2 separate regions of the Homo sapiens genome follow, and region 2 is linked to region 1. A link is a contact called in ENCODE Hi-C data. All regions are on one chromosome and are shown on one strand. Each heading gives the region's core, a stretch centred on a gene start or an enhancer-like site at or near the end of the contact. The rest is flanking DNA. Distances are from core to core; before and after follow the strand shown.

Region 1 (6,086 bases), core at 3,024-5,523:
CCAGCCTGACCAACATGGAGAAACCCCATCTCTACTAAAAATACAAAAAAATTAGCCGAGCTTGGTAGCACATGCCTGTAATCCCAGCTACTCGGGAGGCTGAGGCAGGAGAATCGTTTGAACCCAGGAAGCAGAGGTTGCAGTGAGCCGAGATTGCGCCACTGCACTCCAGCATAGGCAACAAGAACGAAACTCAGTCTCAAAAAAAAAAAAAAGGTATGTTCATACCATATTATCCACTTCTTTTACTTTCCAGAATTAAGGACATAATCATAAATAAGGACAAAGAAAAGCCATATATTTAAGGAGATAATATCCCCGGTACTGTGATTTGATCTTTACAAATTAAGTGAATATATTAAATTATCACATATACCCCAAAACTATGTACATCTTTTATGCATCAATAAGTAACAAAATAAATAAAGACAAAGATTTATGTGGCAGAGAGTTTACCACTGAGTTTTTATATTTTGAAAAAAACAAAATGTTCAAAATGGGAAAAAAAGTTAAATACATAGCACTACCACCATGAAATGAAAAGCTATGAAATCTTTAAAGAAACCATTTTTAAGAATTATTTAATGACAAAGAAATACATTCACATTTTGTTGGGAAAAAGAACACATATAAAATTACATACAGCTTAATCCCCATTAATTTTATAATCAGGAAAAAACATTTTTAAGAAAGCTGATTAGCATTGTATGAATGATAAACTTGGCTGACCACACTAATCTGCATTCTAGATCTGTACTGCCAGGAACTGAACAAAAGAAAATAAAGTGGGAAAATTTTATCACCTACCACGAAGGTCTAGGCATATTTGATTTACAGATTAATTTTCAGTCAGCCTCATATATTCCAATTTTTTTTTAATAAAAAGCGAGGCAGGAGTGTCATCCTTTTGGACCTTACGTGTGTCATTCTGACAATAGCTGAGACTTAAAAGCACTAACGAATATTTAAATCTACTCCACAGTTCCATTATCTTCATCTAAACAATAAAGGTAAGTCTACATTTTAATTCATTGAGGATGAGTTCAAGGTAATCCTGGAATTTTTGAGAAGATACTCCGAAAATTAGGGAGGAAAAATTTATACCGTATATGACTGAAATTAGAAGAAGTAATCAGAGGAGATTTTTATGGATCCTCCATAACCTAAAGTAAGGAAAAGACAGAAAGAGAATCTGGAACCCCATTTTGCTATGTGACCTTGGATATGTTCCTTAGCTTCTCTTAGTGCTAGTTCATTCGTTCACAAAACAAAGATAACTAACAACTTGCTCAAAGAACTCTAAAAAGTATTAAACTGCCAGCACAACGTTTAGCACACAGTGGGGAACTCAGGAAATAGTAGTTATAAATACTATTTTAAACAATAATGCAGCTGGATAGTGTACATTCTCAATTATATTAGCCCATCTAAAGTAAATCCCCCATCTAAGTAATATTGGGTCTAAATTCACTGAGTCCAAAGTGATCACTACACCATTACACCATTGTACCAATTACACAAGACTGGAGTCAATGAATGTATTGTTAAGTTCTTGAATGAACACAGGTATAAAATTATTGGGTTGAAAAGTCTTAATTTCAAACAGAGAATAAAAGGATGGAGAAAAAAGACTTTCCTGTTATTTAAAGAGCAAACCTAAAAATTAAAAAGACGTAAAGAAGAAATCAAATGGGGGGAAAAATAGCAACCATCCCACAATGGCATCTAGAGGGGATGAATAATTTACACCAGTCGGGGTCCAGTCTGGACAATGAAACTGGGAGGAAGAGGTTTTTTTTTTTGTTTTTGTTTTTGTTTTTGAGACAGGGTCTCGCTCTGTCGCCCAGGCTGGAGTGCAGTGGCGCGATCTCGGCTCACTGCAAGATCAGCCTTCCGGGTTCACGCCATTCTCCTGCCTCGGCCTCCTGAGTAGCTGGGACTACAGGCTCCTGCAACCACACCCGGCTAATTTTTTTTTTTGTCTTTTTAGTAGAGACGGGGTTTCACAATGTTAGCCAGGATGGTCTCGATCTCCTGACCTTGTGGTCCGCCCGCCTCGGCCTCCCAAAGTGCTGGGATTACAGGCGTGAGCCACCGTGCCCGGCCGGAAGAGGTTCTTATATAGGGCTGCTTACTTGTGATTCCCACTCATCATTCCTTATCAAGAAAATGATGACTGCAACATAAATCCTAATTTGAAAGAAAGCACAGCATCATCATTACCGTACCGCTATTTGTGCATATTAGTGTCAGTGACATGTCTCAGGTTTTAAATGACAAACTCAATTAAATGTTGCAAATACTAACTGGCGGATTAAATCTCTATAATCCAAGTATCCTAAGCCCCTACATAAACTCATCAGTTTTGAATATTTAATAAAATTCTGAACTTTGTGTTTTAGAACTGAAATGCGAGTTAAGTTTTACCTACCCAACAAGACTATACACTCTTCATGGTGGGGACCATTTAAAAAATTATATTATCACTTAAAGAGAACTTTTATAAATTCCACAATCCCGGACATTATGTTCTAACAGCATGTGTTAACGTATCCTCCCAGAATGTAAATACTGGTGTTTGTCATGAAATCCTCAGTGCGCCCTAACAAGAGTTTTCCTCTAATCAGTCAAGTAAAAGATGCTGGGTGGATGCAATCATGGCCATTTAAAAGAATGCTGGTATATATGTTTTGCAAATTACCCAAGAAGGAAACATTATAACAGGAATGAATCAGCACAAATTCATCAACACTAAAATATATGCATGTATTCGGCCAATGGTGGATTTCGCTTTATGTGCAGATTATGACACCTTTATGCTTCAAAATGAGTTTGGGATTGTGGGCGGAGGCTGGAAGGTTGACGAGTAAGGATGTGGAAAGCGGGTACTACCAGGGCTGGAGATTTCCCAGGGCTGTCACCGATTGAAAGTGACCTTATGTGCCTTAACAAAGGAAGTCATGAAAGCTTGGCACAGGAGCCTTAAAAGTAAGGAACCGAATACAATGCAAGTGTGCGCTGAACCCGCTAGAACAGGAGCACGTTTGAGGGCAAGGGTTTTTGTCTGTTTTCATCACTGCCACAAGGCAGGCGCTTTGAATGGAACGTGGAGGTCTGCAACGTATTCAGCGATACGCATTCATTTTAGGAGACAAGGGCAATACATATTGCCTAAAAATTTTATCGGAATAAACTACAGCGACGACACTACAAAATACTTCCATCTCAGGTCCCATTACCCAAGAGGAAAGTCTCAGAACCGAGAGCCCTGTGAAACCGCCTGTGCCCTCTCGGCGAGAAGTTCTCCAGTACTCCCAGGCTCGCCCCGCGTTTCCCCGGCTCCCGCCCCGGCGCAAGGCAGGCCGAGAACCGCCAGCTGCGCCCCCGGGCCCGGCCTTGACTGACGGGCGCCCCGGACCATTACAAACAACGGGTTTCCGAAGCGTGGGCCCGGCCCAGCGGACGCAGACGGCCCGCACTTACCGCGCCGCAGCTCGTCCCACAGCCCACAGACCACAGCCCGGGGCGGGGTAAGGGGCTTCGGGCACGAGTGTGGGCTGTGAAAACACGGGCATAAGTCTGGGCCGAGCACCGACCTGGGCGTCCCGCATTTTCCTCGCGCAACATCGGTCCCTGGGCAGCGCAACTGTAAGGACAGGAACCGCCGCGGCGCGCTCCCAGTTCCTTTTTTACCTCTTCCCGCCCGATTTGCCGCGCGCTCGCGCCCCTCCTCCAACCCCAAAGGACTCCTTCGGGGCTGGAAAACGCCCCTTCCCCGCCCCCTCCCTGTGCGCGTGAACTAGGCAGTTGTTAGATCTCGCGAGAGGTTCGCCCCCTAGCCGCCCCTCCCCCCAGCTAGTGAGTGCGCGAACGAGAAAGGAGGAGGGCGCTCCAGGCGACAGCACTGCAGACGCCATTATCCTCTGTTTCTCTGCTGCACCGACCTCGACGTCTTGCCTGTGTCCCACTTGTTCGCGGCCTATAGGTAATTGGAGTTATTGGAGCTTGGGTATTGCTGATTCGGGTAAGGGTTGGGGCTCCCTGAAAGGCTGCGTTTACTTTTCCCAAGCCCGGGTTTTCTCGAGCCCTTAGTGGCCTCCCAGCCCGAAGGGAGGCGCTGGCGGGAGGCGGGGTTGTCGCCTCCTCCGTCGCCTTGATTGACGTGGCCTCGGGCCAATCGCTTCGCCCTCGCACCATCGCTGAAGCCCTGGCAGCCAATAGGGCGCGACGGCGGGGAGGACGCGAGAAGGCGGGGGAGGGGAGCCTGCGCTCGTTTTCTGTCTAGCTCCGACCGGCTGAGGCGGCGCGGCAGCGGAGGGACGGCAGTCTCGCGCGGTGAGGAGCCGGGTTGGGGGAGCGGCTCGTGGAGGTGAGGGTCGGAGCCCAGTTTTTCCGCTTGAGGGAGGCGTCCTGGGAGCCGCTTTGGTGTTTGGCCGCTTCTCCGAGTGGGAACGTTGCCCGGTGTCCCCTCCCCCACCTCCGCCATTTCCCTGAGCGTGTATCCGCAGTCCGCGTTGTGGTCCTAGAGACTTGGGGATTCGTGAGGCATGTGCCTCTAGGATGAGCTGGAGCTATGTGGCACTGGGAACTAGGGACCTCGTGGAGGAAAGGAGGCCGGTGCGGGGAGAAGGTCGCGCCGCCGCTCTCTTTGTGTGAGCCCCGCCTCACCTTGGGTCTCCCGGCCCGGGGTCGGAGCTGGAGCGGCGGGGATGGAACGGTCAGGGCTGCCTCGATGGCTTTGTCTCGGGCAGTGGGGGGAGGATGCGGGGGATGAGACCTCGGGACCGCGTGGTGGGTGGGGGAGGGGGTCGGCGCTCGGCTCCGCCTAGTAGCACGTAGTCGCCATTACGCGGGCCGCCATTTCCTGTCGGATCCGGGTGAGGAGAGGTGCGGTGCTTCTGCTGTCGACTTTCGCTTTTTCCCGTCCTGTTACCCGGCTGTTTTTGATCTCGGTGCCGGGAGGCGGGGAGGGGAGGGCGCGTTGGCGCTCGGCCAGTGGAGCACATACTTAGCGGATTTTTGAGGCCTGGGGACTAGTGACTGCAGGACCCGAAGGGTGAACGGCAAGCGGCAACGTTATTCTTACAGATAAGCCCTGCTGTTTTTGCTTAAACTTTCTTATCCAACTCTTCTCCCACCACACCTCAGAAATTGCGTGCTGGGCCGGAAGGATGTCGTTTCAGTTGTCGTTAGGAGAGCAATAAGTCGACCAACGGTATGGGAGAATGGGAGGCATAAATGTGCCTCGCTTGTTGGCTCTTTGCTGTCTAGCCAACCTTCTAGTAGAGGCCGCTTGTCAACTCCTAGTCCCGACAAGAGGGAAGCTTAAAAAGGCTGTTTGTAGTCCTATCGACCGTTTTGGCACGTAGACACTTTAGTTTTCGTGTTACAGGCATGATTGTTGTGTTGTACTCCCTTAAGCCTAATTTAAAATAATCCGCTAGTGACTGTTAGTTTTCAAGGGCTCCATTTGTTTCGCTGATTAATAATAGACTGGTATTGTGGTAGTTTGGGTCTGGTCCTATATTAGATTTTTGGATTTATCCCTCCGGTAGATTGTTCTGGTTGTTGGATGTGTTCGCAATTGCCGTTGTATTTGTAAACTTTAGAGATGTCACATAAGATCGCTTCAAGCATGAGTCGAAAGAAATAGGAAAGCAATTGGAAGTTTTAATATAAAATTAGTTTTCCCAGTGAATAAGATGCATTGTAACTTTTCATAAATGTATGCTTTGTGGATGACATTTATCTTTTCAGGGTTTTGGGAATGTGCCGTATAAAACAATTCATTGCTGTGGTGGGACTTAATCCAGTGGCTAAAAGTTATTGTTCTAACTTAGCAAAAAATGAAACCAGGCTCCCTTGAATTTTGTATTTTTTAGGCAGTCATTTGAATTGTGAAACCCTAAAATGAAGAATCAAGTTTTAGAAACAGCTGGTTTTTTGGGTTCAAATCAGTATTCACTGTGATCGGAAACAAATATTCAGTAATAAGAATAAACAAAAGCAAAACTGATTTGTGTTGGTTCTTATAGGCTACTGCAGCACTGGGGTGTCAGTTGTTGGTCCGACCCAGAACGCTTCAG
Region 2 (6,086 bases), core at 2,006-4,505, 5.7 Mb after region 1:
GAAAGATCACTTGAACCAAAGTAGGCAGATGAACTGAGAAAAACCAAGCTCAACGGCAGCAAAACTAGCTAGGAGCGTCTGCAATAGTCCAGGCAAAATGTAATTAAGGATGGACAAGCAATATGTAGGAGGTTAAAATCTACAACCTAGACCCACTAGATGCAAGAGATAAAGAAGGTTCAGTGAAGAATATCTGACGAGAATGGTCTGTAATACATTTTTCTTACATTCAGTGCAAAATATTAGGCAAGATCTAGTAGGCTAGCCTTGACTCTGAGGTCCCTCCCATCTTTAATTTATTTTGGTTCCTGGTTTTTTTATTTTTTGTAGGGGGAGGGTCATGGACAGGGTCTTGCTCTGTCACCCAGGCTGGAGTACAGTGGCAAAATCATGGCTCACTGCAGCCTCAACCTCCCGGGCTCAAGAGATCCACCAAGCCCAGCTAATATTTTTTACTTTTTGTAGAGACAGGAGTCTCACTATGTTGCCCAGGCCAGTCACAAACTCCTGGCCTCCCAAAGTGTTAGGATTACCAGTGTGAGCCACCGCACCTGGCCTGGTTCCTGATATTATTTTGGTTAACTAAAGTCCATTCAGAGGTACAGAACAGTTCCTGCACCTGAATGAGATGTAGAGAATAATCTGACTTATTTTCAGAAGCAGATGTGTTGAACTGTCCTTGCAGAAGAGATGGTGCTAACCCCAGAGCCTAGAAAAGGGCCGGGCACACGACAAGTGGTCAGGTTGTTTTTAAATACATCAATAATCATTTCCTCTCCCAGATCGCACACCCTCCCTCTTTCTCTCAGCTTATAAACATGTTCACGTCCATATCCACTTAAAAAACACCTTTCAGACCTACAATTATCTGGATCTTCTTTGTGGGTAATCTAGGTCCCTCCCATGCCTTCAAATACCTGTCCTCCCACAAAGCCTAAATCTTGGGCCCAGATCTGCCTAGCAGACACATTTGGATGCCCCACAGGCCCCTCTTAAAACATTAAAGACAAACTGAGATCCTCCTCCCACCCCCAATCTCATTCGAGTTAACTCGGCTGTGTCATGGAAAGACGCTGCTGTGTTTCACTTACAGACGCTGCTGTAAACTGTCACCCATACTTGCTGCCCCCCTCTTCTAACTAGTCACCACGCCCATCCATTCTCTTAGATATCTGAAATCCTACCCTTCTTTTTTTTTTTTTTTGAGACAGAGTTTTGCTCTTGTTGCCCAGGCTGGAGTGCAACGGTGCAATCTCAGCTCACTGCGACCTCCACCTTCTGGGTTCAAGCAACTCTCGTGCCTCAGCCTCCCAAGTAGCTGGGATTACAGGTGCCCGCCACCACGCCCGGCTAATTTTTTTTTTTTTTTTTTTTGTATTTTTAGTACAGATGGGGTTTCACCATGTTGGTGAGCCTGGTCTCGAACTCCTGACCTCAGGTGATCCACACCCCCCCGCCTTGGCCTCCCAAAGTGCTGGGATTACAGGCATAAGCCACGGTGCCCGGCCCCAGCCCTTCTTTTCTATACCTTAGTTTGGGCCATTAGATTACAATTCACCATCCTTCCAATTTTAATTTGTCTTCCATATGGAGGCTAGACTGAGCTCCTACGGAAATTCCATCTCATCATCCTACAGCGGTTTCCCAAAACCTTCAGGATAAACATCCAACTCTATGACAGGACAAACGAGGACCCTCCCTGTTTGGCCCCCACAAGGTTTCCAGCCTCAACTCTCTCTGCTCTTTCTCAAACCTAAATTCCAGTCCTGTAACTCAGCTTGCATACTCTCTCCTATTTCCAAAACTTTTGCACAAACTGTTCCTTCCTGTTACCTAGCTAGCGTCTATAGGAAGCTGCCTCCATTATGTAGAAAATGCTAAGTGCTCAAAGGAATAACAGCATTTTGTCATATATCATAGTTGACCTAACATATTTTCCGAATAATCAGAGAGTCTGGATCCCTAATTATACCACTATACATTTACAAATGGCTTGTATTTGTAAAGCACTTTACAAACTTCTTATATACACCTTAAAAAATGAAGACAGGCCGGGCGCGGTGGCTCATGCCTGTAATCCCAGCACTTTGGAAGGCCGAAGCGGGCGGATCACCTGAGGTCAGGAGTTCGAGACCAGCCTGGCTAACATGGTGAAACCCCATCTCTACTAAAAATACAAAAATTAGCCGGGCATGGTGGCGCGCGCCTGTAATCCCAGCTACTCGGGAGGTTGAGGCAGGAGAATCACTTGAACCCGGGAGGCGGAGGTTGCAGTGAGCCGAGATCTTGCCACTGCATTCCAGCCTGGGCGACAGAGTGAAACAGTGTCTCAAAAAAAAAAAAAAAAAAAAAAAAAAAAAGACAAAGGCTGACATGTATTAATTTCCTACCTGCTTAGTTCTCTATCAGGCAAATCAAAGTCATTCAATAAAATAGGTAACATCTGTCAAATGTTTAATGATGTCCCAAACTGTGCTAAGAGCTCTGCAGGCATCAGCAGCGCAGGGAATCCTTGCGAAGGCGCACATAACCTGGGTCTCGTTATTAAGCCCATGTTACGGATGAGCACACTGAAGCCCTAGAGACCTTAAGCCACTCACCTAGCTCGTGAGTGTCCAGGCCGCACACCCCTTCTATTGCACACATACCCCGACAATGGACACCACTCACCTAAAAACCCACTTCGCCGCACCGACTGAGGGGCCCTGGAGGCGGGAACTACAAACCTGTGTCCCCCAGCCAGGGCTGGAAGAAGCTCTTGATGGAGACCAAGGGCAGGTCTTTATTGATCTTGAGGGTGCTCAGCAGAGGCGCCCAGTCCACCCCGCGGAGGCGGTCGGCGTTGAAATCCAGCACGCCCTCCCGGAGACAGGCGCGCACGGCGGGCAGCGGCACCGAGTTCTGCAGCGCGCACAGGTACTCGTAGTGGGAGAAGAAGTCCGCCGCGCTGTCGCGGCGCAGCTTCACGGAGTCGATCATGGCCCGAGGGCGGCCTCGGGGGATGCCCGCCGCGGAGACGCCGCCCGCGCCCACCCAAGAACGCTGAGTCGCAACCCGGCCGCTCCGGCACCCACGGCCAGGCGATAGCGGCAGCCCCGCACCGGGCTCAGGAGCGGTGATTCGGTCGGAAGACGCAAGGCCAGAGCCCCAAGCTAGGCCGGCCCCTCAACGCCCCACTCCCGCGCTGCCTCCCGCCCTGCGGCCCAAGCAGTTGGCGCCCGCCTCATAGTCCTCTGAGGCGCCGGGATTCAAGCCGGTGGGCGGTGCCGTGGAACGGTGCGCCAAGACGTCAACGTGCTCGCTGTGCGTCGGCACGCAGGTCCCGCCTCCTGAGGACGGGTGAGTTCGCTGCTACCTGAGATAGTGGTCGGGAGAGTTTGAGGGTTTGCGAAAGAGTTTACTGATCGATCCGAATAAAAGTGAAATGTGTGGTCGGGCGCGGTGGCCCACGCCTGTAATCCCAGCACTGTGTGAGGCGGGGGCGAGCGGATCACCTGGGGTCAGGAGTTCGAGACCAGCCTGGCCAACATGGCGAAACCCCGTCTCAATTAAAAATACAAACATTAGCCGGGCATGGTGGCGGGCGCCTGTAATCCCAGCTACTCGCCTGTAATCCCAGCTGAGGAAGGAAAATCGCTAGAACCCGGGAGGCGGAGGCTGCAGTGAGCCGAGATCTTGCCATTGCACTCCAGCCTGGGCGACAAGAGCGAAACTCCGTCTCAAAAAAAGAAAGAAAATAAAAAGTGAAATGTGGATGTAACAACGCACTTTTAAAAAAAGTCTAAACATCTGAGGAATGTGTCTGTGCTTGCAGTGTCCAGCCAGCACAGAGACTGCACTCAAGGGATGTGGGAACGGCTGATTGAACGTGAACTGCGGTCATTAAATCTTTTATGTCTGTGTTAATATCTACAAATAAGCCTTAATTTCTGTAGTTTCTGCATATCTCACACGGTTCCTGGCAAATTGAAGAGTGTTTCATGAATTCAGGACTTTATTGTGTTTGCTGTGAATCAGTTTGTTTTGTACTGACGATGATGTTGGCTAACTCCCTTGTAACTAGTACTTATTTGAAATAATGTCCTCGGGATTATTTTAAGCAATGTTTAAGTATGAAATCATTTCATTCTCCTAACATCTCAAGGAATATACTATTATATTCTACTTTACAAAAGGGGAAACTGAGGAACGGGGAAGTTAAGTGGAAGCTAAGTGGAAGAATCCAGATAATTGACCTCTCCTTCTATTGGTATGCAATTGCTAGAGCAATGATAGTCCTCCGGTAGAGCCTTAGACATTGTGTTTATTGCATTCCTGTTCCACCCACTGCATTCCGGATACTCCAACTTACTTCCAACACACATATGCAGGCGTCTCTAAAATTCCGGAGATATGGTCACCAATTATTTTTATGTGCGACATGCTCAAATCTTAATATAGTAAACGCTTGTATATTCATAAACCAGCTTAATAAATGAAACATTACCATTCCTGTTGAAGAGCTTTGTGTAACCACCTTCCCAATCACGACTACTCTCTGACTCTGAGATAACTGCTCTTCTGAACTTGGTATTCATCGTTGCAATGTATGTCTTTATATTTCTGCTACATATGTAAGTAAGCAGTATATAACATTCTATATTTTCTTTTCCTACTTTACTTATCGTTACCTTTACTAGGTCCATCCGTGTTGACATATAGAGATATTCATTTATTTTCCCTGTTGTTATATGGGAGTTCCATGTAGAAACATACAGTAATGTGTCTGTTTTTCTGTTGATGGTAATTTAAATTGTTTCCAACTTTACGATTTCTTTGTTGCTCTATCCATTTTCTTTCTAGTCTCCAGCATCAATTAATGTAGTGTCCATTACCTTTTTAAAGCTCCCTCCTCCCTGTTTCCCATGAAGCCACCTGATTTCTTTTTCTTTACCTCTCGAATTTCTTCTTCTCAGTCTCATTCTTTGGCTTCTCTTGCATATCCACTCTAAATATTGCTGTTCGTCAGGTTTCTACCCTCAGCTTTCACCCCTTCTGACATTTTACAGTTTCTCTGGGTGTTCTTGTCTTCTGCTCAGCCTTAACTTCCCCACTCTAGGCAGATTACTTCTAACACAGATAGATCTCTTCATCCATTAAATTGCCCCCTAGAAAGCCAAGATTTCTCACTGCCCTCAGTGTCAGATCTATGTCACGTAGCTTGACATACAAGCTCCTTCATAATTTGACTATCTCTGTTGTCTCTCTCCTTGCTACATTCTTCCTGGCATGTCTTCTCTAGATACACAGAACTGCTTGAACTTTCTGATGTCCTATTGTTGCTGTCTGGGTCTTTTCATAGGCTGCTCCTTTATTTAGTCGGCTAACTTCCATTCTTTTCCCAGCCTTGGTTTGGGGCACCTTCCCTAGAAAGCCTGTTTCTCTCTAACCCTCATCTCTCCTCCCTTGCTTGTTTAGCACCTCACTGCTGTGCTCCCTGACATCCCTGTAGCATAACACTTAGAACATCCAATGATAAACATCTTTTTAGATGGTTTTCCTTCCAGAGTCTGAAAGCCCTTTGAAGGCAAGAACCATGTCTCATTCATGCTTACATTCCCTATGCCTAGCACAGTGTTAGCACAGAGAAAGTGCTAACTAATGACTAATTGTAGGAACATTCTTCCCTATTATCCCCGCAAGCTATTGCCAGCACCCTGTAGCCACTGCCTATGAATGCAGCTCAGAGAAGTCTTCCTCATATTAATAATCATTTAACATATTCATTTAAAATTTATGTTTCCTGTGCTTACTTATTTTTAGTGTGGCAAGATTTCTTTCAAGGCTTGCCTGATAATCTCTTCTCTGCTTCAGTTAAATTATGACTTAATAGTTGCTTCAAAAAAAGAATGGCTCCAGTTCTCCTTTCAGCATCTGGTGGGTTCACCCACACACTTCCCTGAACACTGAATGAAAACTGTCTCTCTGTGGCACCTCTGGGATCCTCTGACAAACCAGGCTCACACCTGGCCCAAGACAAAATGCCTTGGCTTCATTGCAGGTGCATGACTTGGGAGGGACGTTCTACTGGGTGGTATAAGAGATGA

The links. Hi-C counts contacts between places; a loop is a spot of excess contacts on that map. Pooled maps may share reads with other maps.
Region 2: a pooled map shows a loop between it and region 1 (10-fold over the local background). The contact joins the promoter of CEP78 here to the promoter of HNRNPK in region 1. A Hi-C loop is called at or near these places in 8 of 50 pooled maps.

The regions. Positions count from the first base shown.
Region 1 is chr9:83,978,402-83,984,487 of GRCh38, reverse strand. HNRNPK (heterogeneous nuclear ribonucleoprotein K) reads left to right here and starts at 4,273. Exons shown (of 17, transcript NM_031263.4): 1 at 4,273-4,335; 2 at 6,036-6,086. It overlaps RMI1 (RecQ mediated genome instability 1), which reads right to left and starts at 3,683. Exons shown (of 3, transcript NM_001358291.2): 1 at 3,597-3,683. RefSeq lists silencers at 3,270-3,349, 4,160-4,299 and enhancers at 2,994-3,502, 3,560-3,649, 3,670-3,739, 3,870-3,929, 3,503-4,010 and 2 more.
Region 2 is chr9:78,233,244-78,239,329 of GRCh38, reverse strand. CEP78 (centrosomal protein 78) reads right to left here and starts at 3,255. Exons shown (of 17, transcript NM_001330691.3): 1 at 2,727-3,255. The coding sequence starts at 2,979. RefSeq lists a silencer at 2,862-3,231 and an enhancer at 2,857-3,526.